Regions from separate parts of the Mus musculus genome. Here region 2 is linked to region 1. The links are chromatin contacts, found by POLR2A ChIA-PET in ENCODE. All regions are on one chromosome and are shown on one strand. Each heading gives the region's core, a stretch centred on a gene start or an enhancer-like site at or near the end of the contact. The rest is flanking DNA. Distances are from core to core; before and after follow the strand shown. Region 1 holds the start of Rnf213 (ring finger protein 213). Region 2 holds the start of Eif4a3 (eukaryotic translation initiation factor 4A3).

What was found. ChIA-PET counts read pairs that join two places held with the same protein, here RNA polymerase II (POLR2A).
Region 2: POLR2A ChIA-PET joins it to region 1 with 32 read pairs in Patski. The contact joins the promoter of Eif4a3 here to the promoter of Rnf213 in region 1. POLR2A ChIA-PET finds 5 or more read pairs at or near these places in 3 of 5 experiments (Patski and embryonic stem cell).

Annotation. Positions count from the first base shown.
Region 1 is chr11:119,387,087-119,393,103 of GRCm38, reverse strand. It overlaps Rnf213 (ring finger protein 213), which reads right to left and starts at 3,005. Exons shown (of 68, transcript NM_001040005.3): 1 at 2,978-3,005; 2 at 1-20. The coding sequence starts at 4. It overlaps Mir1932 (microRNA 1932), which reads right to left and starts at 2,632; the gene lies at 2,543-2,632.
Region 2 is chr11:119,296,896-119,302,912 of GRCm38, reverse strand. Eif4a3 (eukaryotic translation initiation factor 4A3) reads left to right here and starts at 2,870. Exons shown (of 12, transcript NM_138669.1): 1 at 2,870-3,085; 2 at 5,036-5,108. The coding sequence starts at 2,917.

The sequences.
Region 1 (6,017 bases), core at 1,756-4,255:
CCATGCTGTTATCCGCAGCCCTGCAGGAGAAAATGAGAAAGACACACCGGGGCAGCCCGCTATAAAGCTCAGCCTCATGTCACGTGACTGCCACCCCCTTCAGTTTCATTTTCAAGGAAAACGAAGTGATGGGGACTCAGAAGATTCCCGGTAATCGAAACCAGCACCAGAACTCTTTATCACAGCTCTAACTCAAGTCCAGCTACTCCCCCAAGCAGGAAGTTACAACTCCCTGCTGCCCCTCCCCCTCCAGCCTCAGCCCCTGCCCACCACCGAAGCCCAGGGAAGCTCAAAAGTAGAGGGAGGCTGCTGGGCACACCTTTAATCCCAGCAGCAGACAGATCTGAGTTTGAGAACTCAGAGTGAGTTCCAGGACAGCCAGAGGCTACACAGAGAATCCCTGTCTCTGAAAACCAAAATAATAATAATAATAATAATAATAATAATAATAATAATAATAATAGAAAAAAGAAAGGCTATTAAAGGGAAGGATCCCCCGCGGAGCCCCAGCCAGCTGGGGACCCTGATGTGACAAGCGGGAAAAGCCACCTGCCTGCATGCCAGTTACTGCTGACTTGCCCTGGGGCTGTGTGTTTCACACTGTCTCTCCCCCCCCCCCCCAGGCACCCGAAGGTGAGGGTTGGGGGAGTCACAGGAGTCCAATTTTGAAAGCATTGGGTCACCTAGCTCAAGTGGCCTGGCTAGGGCTGCTAGCAAAGGAAATACTCCGTTGCTGAGGGTCTCCCACCCTTCTCAGGGTCTAGTGAGTGACACCAAACCAGGGTCAAGGTCATAGGTAGTCCAGGCCAAGGACAGGATTGAGAACCCTGGATCCAGGCTACTTGAAGCACACCAGTCACCCTCGCCTCATTCAGCAGGGGCAGAGGCCACGCCCCTGGGCTGGACTCCACTTCTGCTTCCTGTGCTTGCGGCTGGCCCCGCCCCTCCTCCCCACCTGTGTCTGGCGGCCACCTTTGGCTTGGTCACAGTTACATGGTGAGCACTTTGGGACTAGGCTATGGAGGTAAACTTTGTGGACGTTTCCTGGCCCCACTTGCCACAGCCAATCCGCAATCCTTACTATGCCTCCCCTCAAAGACCCCTAGATCCGTCCCTCTGGTCATGGCACCTCCCTCTCACGCACACCTTTAATAACTCCACCACTTAGGTCCTGCCTTCCCCTCTGCACTTCCAGACTCTCTGGCTGGGCTATAAGCTACATAGACGTGGGAGAGGAGGGCTACCAAAAACCCGGCAGAGAATCCCATGCTGGTAACCCCAGCACTTGAAAGGTGAAGGCAGAAGATAAGGAATTCAAGGCCAGGCAGGGCTCCAAAGAACTTCTTAAAACCAAAACAAGCAAGCAGGGGGCGGGAAACACAAGAGTAACTATGTATCCTTTGTGGGCAACCCACAAACTGCGGGAAACACAAGAGTAACTATGTATCCTTTGTGGGCAACCCACAAACTAAGAATGGTTAAGAATGGGAGTTGGGACTGGAGGCTTTCTAGCAAACAGGAGCTACAGGAAAGGGCAGAGGCTGAGAACTGGGGTCACAGGCTTCATGAAGGTTGGGAGCTAGACAAGGTGGTGGCATTGAACAAGTGCTTTCTCAGGTAAAAGTGTGGTCTGCCTCAGCCCTCTGTCCTCTCTTGAGAGATGTAAATTTCTTTTAAGAAAGCTCTGCTTTTCGTGGGTAGTGGTGGTGCATGCCTTTAATCTGGGGAGGCCGAGCAGGACAGATCTGTGAGTTCGAGGCCAGCCTGGTCTACAGAGTGAGTTCCACGTCAGGCAGGGGCTATAAAGAAACCGGGTCTTGAAGGCCAAAAAAACAAACAAACAAACAACAATAACAAAAACAAAATGGGGGGGCGGAGGAGGAGAAAGAAAGTTCTGCTTCTCAAACCATGAGTCTCACAGAACAAACTGAAACACACCACGGGGTGGCAGGTTATCTCCTACTACAATTTTCGGTTGGTGTGCCCAAAGCCAACACCACCTAAGTCAGTTCTCTAGTGCTGCTCAGGAAACTGAGAAGCCTGGACTAGAGGCAGCCTTGCACAAGTAAGCGGCCAGCGGCACCGCCTCTCCTTTCCACCAGCTAGAGGACCCTTCCCGTGCCTCCCCCCCTGGAAACTGCGAAGCCCGGACTAGAGGCAGCCTTGCACAAGTGAGCGGCCAGCGGCACCGCCTCTCCTTTCCACCAGCTAGAGGACCCTTCCCGTGCCTCCCCTCCACCCCCCGCCCGGGCTAGACTAAGAAAAAAGCAGATGGGTTTGGGCTAGCCCATTGCGAGCGAGCGCACCTCTCGCTGCAGCTTCGGGGACAGGGGAGGCTCCCGGCTTTGACCTAGGTAAGATCAGCGCCCTGGGCACAGACGCCTGGCACGAAAAAGTTCTGGCTTCAGTTGGTGAGGGCAGACATCTGGCTCGCAAAAGTTCTGCTGCAGTTGGTGAGAGCAGATTCCGGGGCGGAGCCTGGGACCGCTTTACGCGAGGACACGGGGTTGTGTAGGTTGGGGGTCCCCGACCTTCCTGGGTGTTGCTGGGGAGCAGGGCCGACCTAGCGCTGTCCGCAACCCGAGAGTTAATGGGGTCGGAGACTCAGGGCCAGGCTGGACCGGCTGCCTGCAGTGAAACCGAAACTTGGAACATGAAGGAAGTGGCCGCTGGGCGCCGGCGCATCAGGACGCAGGCACCATTCAGGGACTGTGACCACAGGGGCCATGAGCCGCCGGCCCACTCTTCCCTAGCAGGACCGGCACCCAATGAAACAGCATCCAGAGCTCCGCATGTCGCCCCGTGGACCCTTGGCCCGAAACACCCGCGCCCTGCCCAACGGGACCTTGCACCCCGGTCCCTGCGCGTCCCTGAGACCCACATCCCGCACCCTAGGCCTCGCGTCACTGCCCCTGGACTTGCATCCCGCTCCTAGCCCAGCACCAGATCCTGGAACCCCGAAGCCCCTCGCTCGCACCTGCAGTGCCCATGCGCCCGCGCGGACTGGCGCGCTTCGATGAGGGGTCACGGGGCCGGCGCCGCCCCTCCGCCTCCTTGGCGCACAGCCTTGCTGGAATTCCCCGCCTGGTGGCGCCGGCCTAGCTCGCTTGTCCAGAGCGACTACAGCCGCTGCGTGCCCACGGCCTTCGAAATCTCACTGGCTCTTGCACCAGGGTTGCACATTCTCCCCCAACCAGGACGGACCGCCCTGAATGGGTGACCATTGATAGGTTCAAACCTCTAGCCCCAGACATCCAGCACCTTGGACAGTATCCAGGATTTAGCCAAGCTGAAGCCACCCACAGAAGGACCTGGAGGACAGCAAGAGTGTTCACCTACAGGTTGCGTGCATGCAAAGTAGAGTGATGGCAAAGAAGTGATGGCAACCCATCACATCGAAGTCCACCAAAAGCCGCTAGCAGTAGTCATTGCTAGTGGACGGCCACACTGTGTGCTTGCACTTTCTCATCTGTGAGTCTCAGTCATGTCCTTTGCCCCCAAAGCTTTTTAACTAAGTATTAGCAAGTGTGGGGAGACCAAGCACTCAAATATCTTGAGCCTATGGGAGCCATTCTTGTTTAAAGTACCACAGTATCTGAGGATGGCCCTGGACTTCTGATCCTCCTACCTGTGTCTTTTTGTTTGGTTGGTTGGTTGGTTTGGGTTTGATTTGGTTTGGTTTTTTGAGACAGGGTTTCTCTGGCTGTCCTGGAACTCACTTTGTAGACCAGGCTGGCCTCGAACTCAGAAATCTGCCTACCTCTGCCTCCCGAGTGCTGGGATTAAGGGTGTGCGCCACCACGCCCGACTTCCTGCCTGTGTTTTAAGGGCTGGGGCTACATGTGCATACCACCATGGCTGGTCTTATGTTGGAATGGAACCCAGGGCTTCTGGATGCTCAGCAAGCACTGTACCAACTGATCTCGGTTCCCAAACCTCCATGCAGCTCTCTCAAAGTCTTCCTCCTATGCACCTCGGGGCCAGACCCTCATCTTCCCAGATTTTTAAAGTTTTTTTTTTAATTGCACTTATTTATGTTGTTGTATTAGAGCCACAGCATGCAAGTGGAGCTCCAAAGACAGTCTTCTGGAACCGCCTGTGGCTTAGTTTGTTCCTTATGGTCATTCTTTACACTTAATGGGTTCCCTCCCTCCTCTGGGGGTGGTGGGGTTGAGTGAGAATGGCTTCCATGGGCTGATATGTCCAAATACTTGGTCCCCTGTTGATTGAACTGTTTGGGAAGAAGTAGGAGGTGTGGCCTTTTCCACAGGAGGTTTGTCACTGGGGGCAGCTTTGAGGTTTTAAAAGCCCATTCCACGCCCAGTATACTCTCTGCTTTCAGATCCAGATGTGAGCTCTCAGCCACAGGCTCTGTGCCCTGCCTCTATCATAATAAACTTAAGCCCTCTGAACCTATATGCCCAATCAAACCATCTCTTTAATAAGTTGCCTTAGTCATGGTGTTCCATCATAGCAACAGAAAAGTAGCTAAGAGATTCTCAGCCACTCATCAGCACCTGGAGAAAGGAGTCATGGAGGGCATGCCATGAACTATCCTCCTGAGGCTGGGAGACGAACCTGTTAGCTTGCTGGAAAAGCCACCCATGGGTGTCTTATGTAATACAGAGCAGAGCTCCTTCAGAAACACCCTGTTACCATCTGTGTGTGTGGTGGTGTGGTGGGGGGGGGGGGGGCTCAGTAAGGTGCTGTTGCAGGGTGTGGCTGTCCAGAGGAGCATCTGCTCTGCCTGAATGAACTCTCAGATGGGCACTCTGTTAGGGATTTCAGAGGTCACATCCTATTCCCAAACCATAGGTTTATGATGCAAATCCTTGAGAACTAGAGGTCTGCACTCTGTGTGTTCACAGTTGAAAGCTGTTGATCTTGTTCAAGGCAGAGGCTTACTGAGCCCTGGTCCAGCAGTCCAGCTAGCGTGCCCGCTCTGGGCGTCAGCACTCTGCTCTTCACCCTCGGCTTTGGCTCTCTAGCAACCATGGCATCTCCTTCTCTCAACCTCTGCTCCTACCATGCCCTTGTCTCAGCCTCTCTCTCTAGTCTTCCAGCTTCTTCCTGTCATTTTGCCTCCTCAAACTTTGAGAGTCCTTCTGTGGTGCTGTCTGCCTTGGTCCCTCTCTGGAACTGTGTGGCTGCCCCAGCACTGCAGCTCAGAACTGCAAATACAGGGGCCCTTTGCCTGTAGTGACACTCTGGCAGCCTTCATGCTGTACCTACCAGAGCCAGAAGCCCCAGGATTTTGCCTCCTCCTCCTATAACCTGTTGTGCAATCAGCGTTAGTAACAGCAAAGACCATGGTAGGGTGAGCTGCCTTGAAGAAGCCTGTTAGAGCCACGCTACCACACTGGGGTCAGCACAGTGGAGAGAGCCTCCTAACTAACCCAGGAACTAGGAAGGTGTCGGAGACCATATCGTGAGAAAGTAAGCAGTTTCCCACCTAATAAGCCAAATGGCCTTGTGTTAGGAGCCGGTCACCTCCTCCTCCCTATCCCTTCCTGGCACCTAAGACCCTAAAAGTTTGAATTATAGTCCCCCCTTCCTTATCTCTTCCTGACTCCCAAGACTTCTAAGGATCTGAGTTATGTGCTGAGTTCAGCTTGACACCCCGGGATGTTAAGGAGGAATCTACATTCCTGAGATAAGACTCCCAGGGCCTCTCGCCTGCAGTCAGAATTCAGCCTTCATGTCCCCAGATGCCTACTTCTTTGTTCTTTGTTAATTCCCCCTCAGCCCCTCCCTATTTTCTCTCACTGTGTGTTTATAATCAGGCTCCTAGCCTTCATTAAACAGACCTTGACAGGAATCCTCCTTGGTTTCTCTCCCCCCCCCCCCACCGCCCATTTCTCTTGCAGGTTTGCGGTTCCCCTCGTACCCACGAATAACTGGGTCCTGCTGGTCAGGACAGGAAGGGTTGTGGAATACCAATGAGGGACTGACAGGTCCTCCTGAAGTCCGGTCCTGGTTCCTCCCGGCCCCATGCTCCCAGAAAGAAGGCTCAGGCT
Region 2 (6,017 bases), core at 1,621-4,120, 90 kb after region 1:
GGCCGTGGGTGGGAACACTAGCAGAAGGCAATCCTTTGGGGACAACCTTTTGGATTTCCCTGTCCAATGTCGCCATCCTGGCTCCTGGAGCTCAGTTGGTGCAGATGGGCTCCTGAGCAGAACACGCTTTAGCATTATCTTGTCCCCTCAGAACCCACATGAGCTGGCCATGTTCCTGCTCAGCTGGACTAGGCCTGTACTCCTCCTCTTCCCCTGTGAGTAGTGAGAACATTGGAAACTGTTTACTTACATTAAGGAGACAGGGAAGCTGAACAGATATACCCAGGCCTTTTAGATTAAGCAAATACAAGTCCCCAAATACAAGTGGGTAGGCAATATGATACCAATGGGAAAGGGTCCTGAGACCAAATGTAATGGTGTCAAAATGACAAATGTTATCTTTGTCACTGGGGGCTTCTTCCCTTGAGAGGCCAAGGTGTCCAGGGCTAAAGAGCCCAGGTCCTAGTAAGCAGGATAAAGCCACTGGAATATAAACTCAGAGTTGGACCAATTGTTCCCTTGCTGAAAATGTAGACTGAGCCCAGTCTTTCCATCAGTAAAATTGGTAAGGTGAGACATATGTTAGCATCCTCTGCTTCTAATGGTGATAGAGATTTATAAGAATCAAATTATCTGGGTGTTGTGCTATATACATCTTTGATCCCAGTACTCAGGAGGCAGAGGCAGGCAGATCTGAGTTCAAGGCTACCTGGGTCTATAAAGTGAGTTCCAAGACAGCCAGAGTCCTTACACAGAGAAACCCTGTCTCAAAACAAAACAAAACAAAATCTGTCAGCTTAAGCGCTGGAGTTGTAGATTGTCAAACAGGGCTGTCAGTTGCATGATGAGTGCATGTGTGTGGACCAGATGCATACAGGTGGTTTTGGAAGTCAGAAGTGGGCATCAGGTCCCCTGGAACTGGTTAAGTTATATGAAAGCCGTGCTGGGAACTGAATCTGCGTCCGCAAGAGCCGCAAGTGCACTTAACCGCTGAGCCATCCTTCTAGCCCTTACTGTGGTTTGTTTTGATAAAGACGGTGTCTTTACCTAGGCCATTCTGGCCTCAATCTCTGGGCACTCCTGCCTCCACCACCCAAGTGCTGGGGTCACAGGGTATATACACACCACCTTAGTCTTGACTGTTGCTTTTACGTGGATATTTATGCATAAAATACAATGTAACCAAGTCGACCAGATACTTTTAACAAGGCAAGTGACAAAGGCATACTGTTCATAACTGATAGATTACAGCTGCTTACTGATTTACAGAAAACCAAGGTCTTCAAATCACTTGGGTACTCTAAGAAATTACAGCAAGGTGGGAAGACAGCTTGTGTTAAGGGATGACCCCAGTGAGTTTGATCCTGGAATTCACTAAAGGTGGGAGAAAAGAACACACTCTCCACATTTGTCCCCCGACCTCTGCATCTGCATCTGTAGCACGGGTCTGCCCCCTCACACATACCATAGGAACATACACAAATATACGCAGACACAATAGGCAAAGATATGTGAGCAGAGTGGCCCAATAGGAACACAATAAAGCCCTTTTTAGTTGTTACATCTGATGAAGTAACAAACAGTGCAATTAAGCTGCATTTTAAACAGTATCCCCAAACTATAATTAGACTCATTTCAACAGGCAGTATGAAATGGAGACTTTCCATTCTTTTCTTAGGAGGTCATTAAAATCCACGTGTACTTTACAGCAGAGATTGCAAAACCACCCTTAAAGTCAGGCTTGCCAAACTGCATGAGCACCAGGAATAAATCCTTGTGGAGTGAGAAGGCAAGAGAACTTGGAACTCAGTTGTTTAGTCCCAGAAGGGTGGCCAGCTCTGTGTCTTCAATCGTTTACCTGGTCTGGACAAATCCTGATACCAGAGCAAGAGCAGAGCTCTCTAGGGAAGGAGGTGATAACTTGTTTTATTTATTTATTTATTTATTTATTTATTTTTGGGCGGACATACTGCAACCCACAACTTCTCCATGAAAAGATAATCTGGTTATAACGAAACATATCTACACAAAATGAGGTTTCTTATAGTAGCTTTAAAAGATTTGTGTTAGTGTGTGTTTGTGTGAGTGTGGCCCCCACAGAGGCCAGAAGTACTGGATCGCTTGGAGCTGGGGAAGACAGGCTGTTGTGAGTCACACGGTCTAAGCGCTGGAGCATAACAAGGTTCCCTGGAAGAGGAGTAACGGCTCTTAACGATTTAGTCATCTTTCCTCAAAAGCAGAAAAAAGGAAAGAGGCCAAGTGCAAATGAATGTTTGCTAGAACTCGGGGTACGGCTCGATCCACCCTCAGAAACAAACAAAACAGACAGACAGACGTGCCCCAGTAAGGAGCAAAGCCCTTGTGGAGCCTACGTTGAAAATCAGGATTCTTCAGAGTGACTGGGGTCAGCGGCTCTGAAGGATTCTCAGATGTGATGGCAGCTTAGGCGGCCCCTGCTCTCCCCTCGGTCCCCACTGATTTCCCCAGCCACCCCGGGCGAGCAGCTTGATTCTCCCGCCGCTTAGCGCTGCGGTTGCCATGGCAACGCAGTCAGCTGCGAAGGAGCGCGGAGCCCATCGGGCGGTGCCATCTTCCCTTGCCCCGTACCCTCGGGGACACCCTGGCGTCCGTCTTGCTCCTCCCAGAGACCCACATCCCTATCCCGAGCCGGCTGCGGACATCCAAGGAGCCGAGAGTACGGAGAGCCGCAGGCGCTTAGCGACGGCAAGCCCAGCCTCTCGCCGAATCCCGCGGAGCGCGGAATATCGCGAGACCTGGAGCGCCGTGCCTTCCGCCCCTCTTGACGCTCTTCCGCGGCGCTGCGGCGCGTCACTTCCTCCCGACCGGGCCGGCGGCGCGCGCCTTACATCCGGTTCCCGCCGCGGCTTGCAGTTGTCTTTCTGCGGAATCCGGATCATGGCGGCTAACGCCACGATGGCGACGTCTGGCTCGGCGCGGAAGCGGCTGCTCAAAGAGGAGGACATGACCAAAGTGGAGTTCGAGACGAGCGAGGAGGTGGACGTGACCCCCACGTTCGACACCATGGGCCTGCGAGAGGACCTGCTGCGCGGCATCTACGCCTACGGTGGGGCGCGGGCCTCGAGGCGGGGGAGGTTGGGGGCCGGGCCCCGGTAGGACGGGGTTAGGCCCGGCGGCGACGAGCGGCTCCGCCCCAGAGCTCCGGCCTGCTCCCCCGGGGCTGCAGTCAGCCAGGCTCTTCAGTGGCTCGTGTAGCGAGCGGATCGCCATGTGTGTCCCCCGAGGTGCCCCGAGCTTTGATGGGGAAGTCGCGGCTCTAAGTCTGGTGGGTTCTCGCCTTAGGGAGTTTAAAGCTTTCTAGGGAGGCGAAAAACACGAAGCCAAAGTGCTTCAGGCGGTGGGAATTGGGAAAACAAGAGAATGAGCAGCTGGGTAGAGTAGGTAGATTGGTAGGGGACAGTTAAAAGAGCCGAGAGAGAGCTCCCAGAGGCGTTCATAATCACCAGGGTGACCCTGGCTTCTCGAAGCCATGGCCAGACCTGTGCCAGGAACAGAAAAAGAACCCCCTGTCATGTTTTAAACGCCTGGGTAAAGATTTTGAGATTCATTCCTAAATACCGCTGGAAGCCACTGCAGGGCTCTAAGCAAAATTGACAGGATCGGGCTTACAGTTTGAAAGTTTATCTTGGTGTCTGGATTTGGAGTTAGAAGAGGAGGCGGGGGTGATGGCCGGACTGTAGAAGAGAGATGCTGATGTTGTCGTTGAGTTGGAGCTGGATTTTTTTTTTTTTTTTTTTTTTTTGAGTGAATGGTCGGTCATGCTGCTGGTGTGTGTTTAGGAGCATTTAAGGGAGGCCAAATGAGCTTTGTCTTTTTGTTTCTGTCCTTTTCTTTTTTCCTTTTTTTTTTTGAGACTTTCTCTTTGGAGCCCTGGCCGTCCTGGAATTCTTTGTAGACCAGGCTGGCCTCAAACTCAGAGATTCCCTGCCTCTGCCTCCCAGATGGTGGGGTTAAAGGTGTGCCACACCAAGCCAGGATTGTTGTTGTTGTTGTTGTTTTGAGGTAGGGTCTCTACCTAGCCCTAGCTGCCCTGGAACTCACTAGACCAGGAAGATTGGTCCCTCCCATTTTTAATGATACCCAGCTTGGGTTTTCGGTAATCCCAGATGTAGGCAAGTTGGCAGCCAAGAATAGCATTACAAGTCCTGTGTTGAGCTGGCAAGTGTCACTAGCTACATCTTAAAAGAGTGTAAAAATAAACTACAACAAGCCAGTCTCACAGCTTTAATCCCAGCACTTGGGAGACAGAGGTCAGTCTACAAAGTGAGTTCAAGATAGCCAGGGCTCTGTTACTTAGAGAAACCCTATCTTGAACAACCCCTCACCACCCCCCCACCACCCCCACACACACCAAAGCAAACCAACAACATCTTTTCTGTATAAATTATGTCTGCTTATTTGGAAAGTACTTGTGTTTTTGTTGTTGTTTGTTTTGAGACAGGTCTCTACATAGTCTTGTCTGTCCTGGAACACTCTGTAGACCAGCTGGCCTTGAATTCATAGAGATCCGCCTGCTCAGCCTCTCTGCTGGGACTAACAGGGTGCACAGCCTTGTGTAGTCTTCATTCTGTTCTCATTGCTGGTGGTAATGCCCAGCAGGTGGGGTGGTAGGTACCTAGGATGGGGCTGCCTGCAGGCAAGCACGGGGCATCTCACCTCACCCCTGTGCAGGCTCAGTACTCTGGAGCCTCGAGCAACACAAGTTCGAGTGCTTGCTGGCAGGAAGGGGCAACTGCAGTGCTTCCGGGTTTGTGGTTTTGCTTGTAGAGGAGGTTTCATGTGGCTTAGGCTGGCCTTGAACTCCTGGTGTTCCTGCCTCTACTTTCCAAGTGTTGGTGTAGTAGACTTCACAGGTAATCTCGTAGGCTGGGCTGTAAAGATGTGCTTGGTCCTGCCTGGGTTGCCTAGGGTTGGCGTAAGAAGCAGTGTGTGTCCCCTGGGTAGTTCATGCAGTCACAGTCCTGGGACTTAAGTTTCTTCCTCTTTGTATTTCTAGGTTTTGAAAAACCTTCAGCGATTCAGCAGCGTGCTATCAAGCAGATAATTAAAGGGAGAGATGTCATTGCACAGTAAGTTATGGGTGCTGAGAGGGAGTTGGGTCCATGGGGAGAGCTGTGGGAAGCTGAGCCTGCTTATTTGTTTGTTTGTTTGTTTATGCCAGTTTGTTTTGCTTGTGTGTTTGGGGGCGTTGCTGGTGTTCTGGGTCATATCAAGGTCACTACACACTGCGCAAGTACTCTCTACTGATGTATATCCTAAGTCCTAAGTGTAGATTTATGAATTCGTATAAGATACTTTTCCTTTTTTAAAAAAAAATATTTATTATTATCTCCAAGTACACTGTCTCTGTCTTCAGACACACCAGAAGAGGGCGTCAGATCTCATTATGGATGGTTGTGAGCCACCATGTGGTTGCTGGGATTTGAACTCAAGATCTCCGGAGCAGCAGTCAGTGCTCTTAACTGCTGAGCCATCTCACCAGCCCAAGATACTTTTTCATTAGCTTTCTTTTCTTTTCCTTTGAGACAGGGTTTCTCTGTAACCCTGGCTGTCACTCTGTAGACCAGGCTGGCCTCCAACTCAGAATTCTGGCTGCTACCTGGATTAAAGGTGCATGCTAAGTACTGAGCCCAGGGCCTTCTCTACTACTGAACTGTACTCCAAAATTTTAAACAACCAGTTATCCTTTTAAGTCATACTTAGACTTGTAGGAGCCAGTGTATTAAAGGGAGCGGCCCCTTCTGCCTCCTCTGGGAGTTGTTGTTGATGTTGCACATCCCATTTATTCTGCCTTTAGCAGTTTGTGTCTGTGGGGGCTGTGAAGATCGCTCGCTCTGTTCCCAGGTTCAGTTCTTAGTACCCACACACACTGTGTCTTAGTGACTCACAGTGCCTATAACCGCAGCCTCGGGGGTCCAGTTTTTTCGGGCTTTGAAAGCAGTCTCACAAGTGGTGTTCAGTCACACAGATGCATAAGT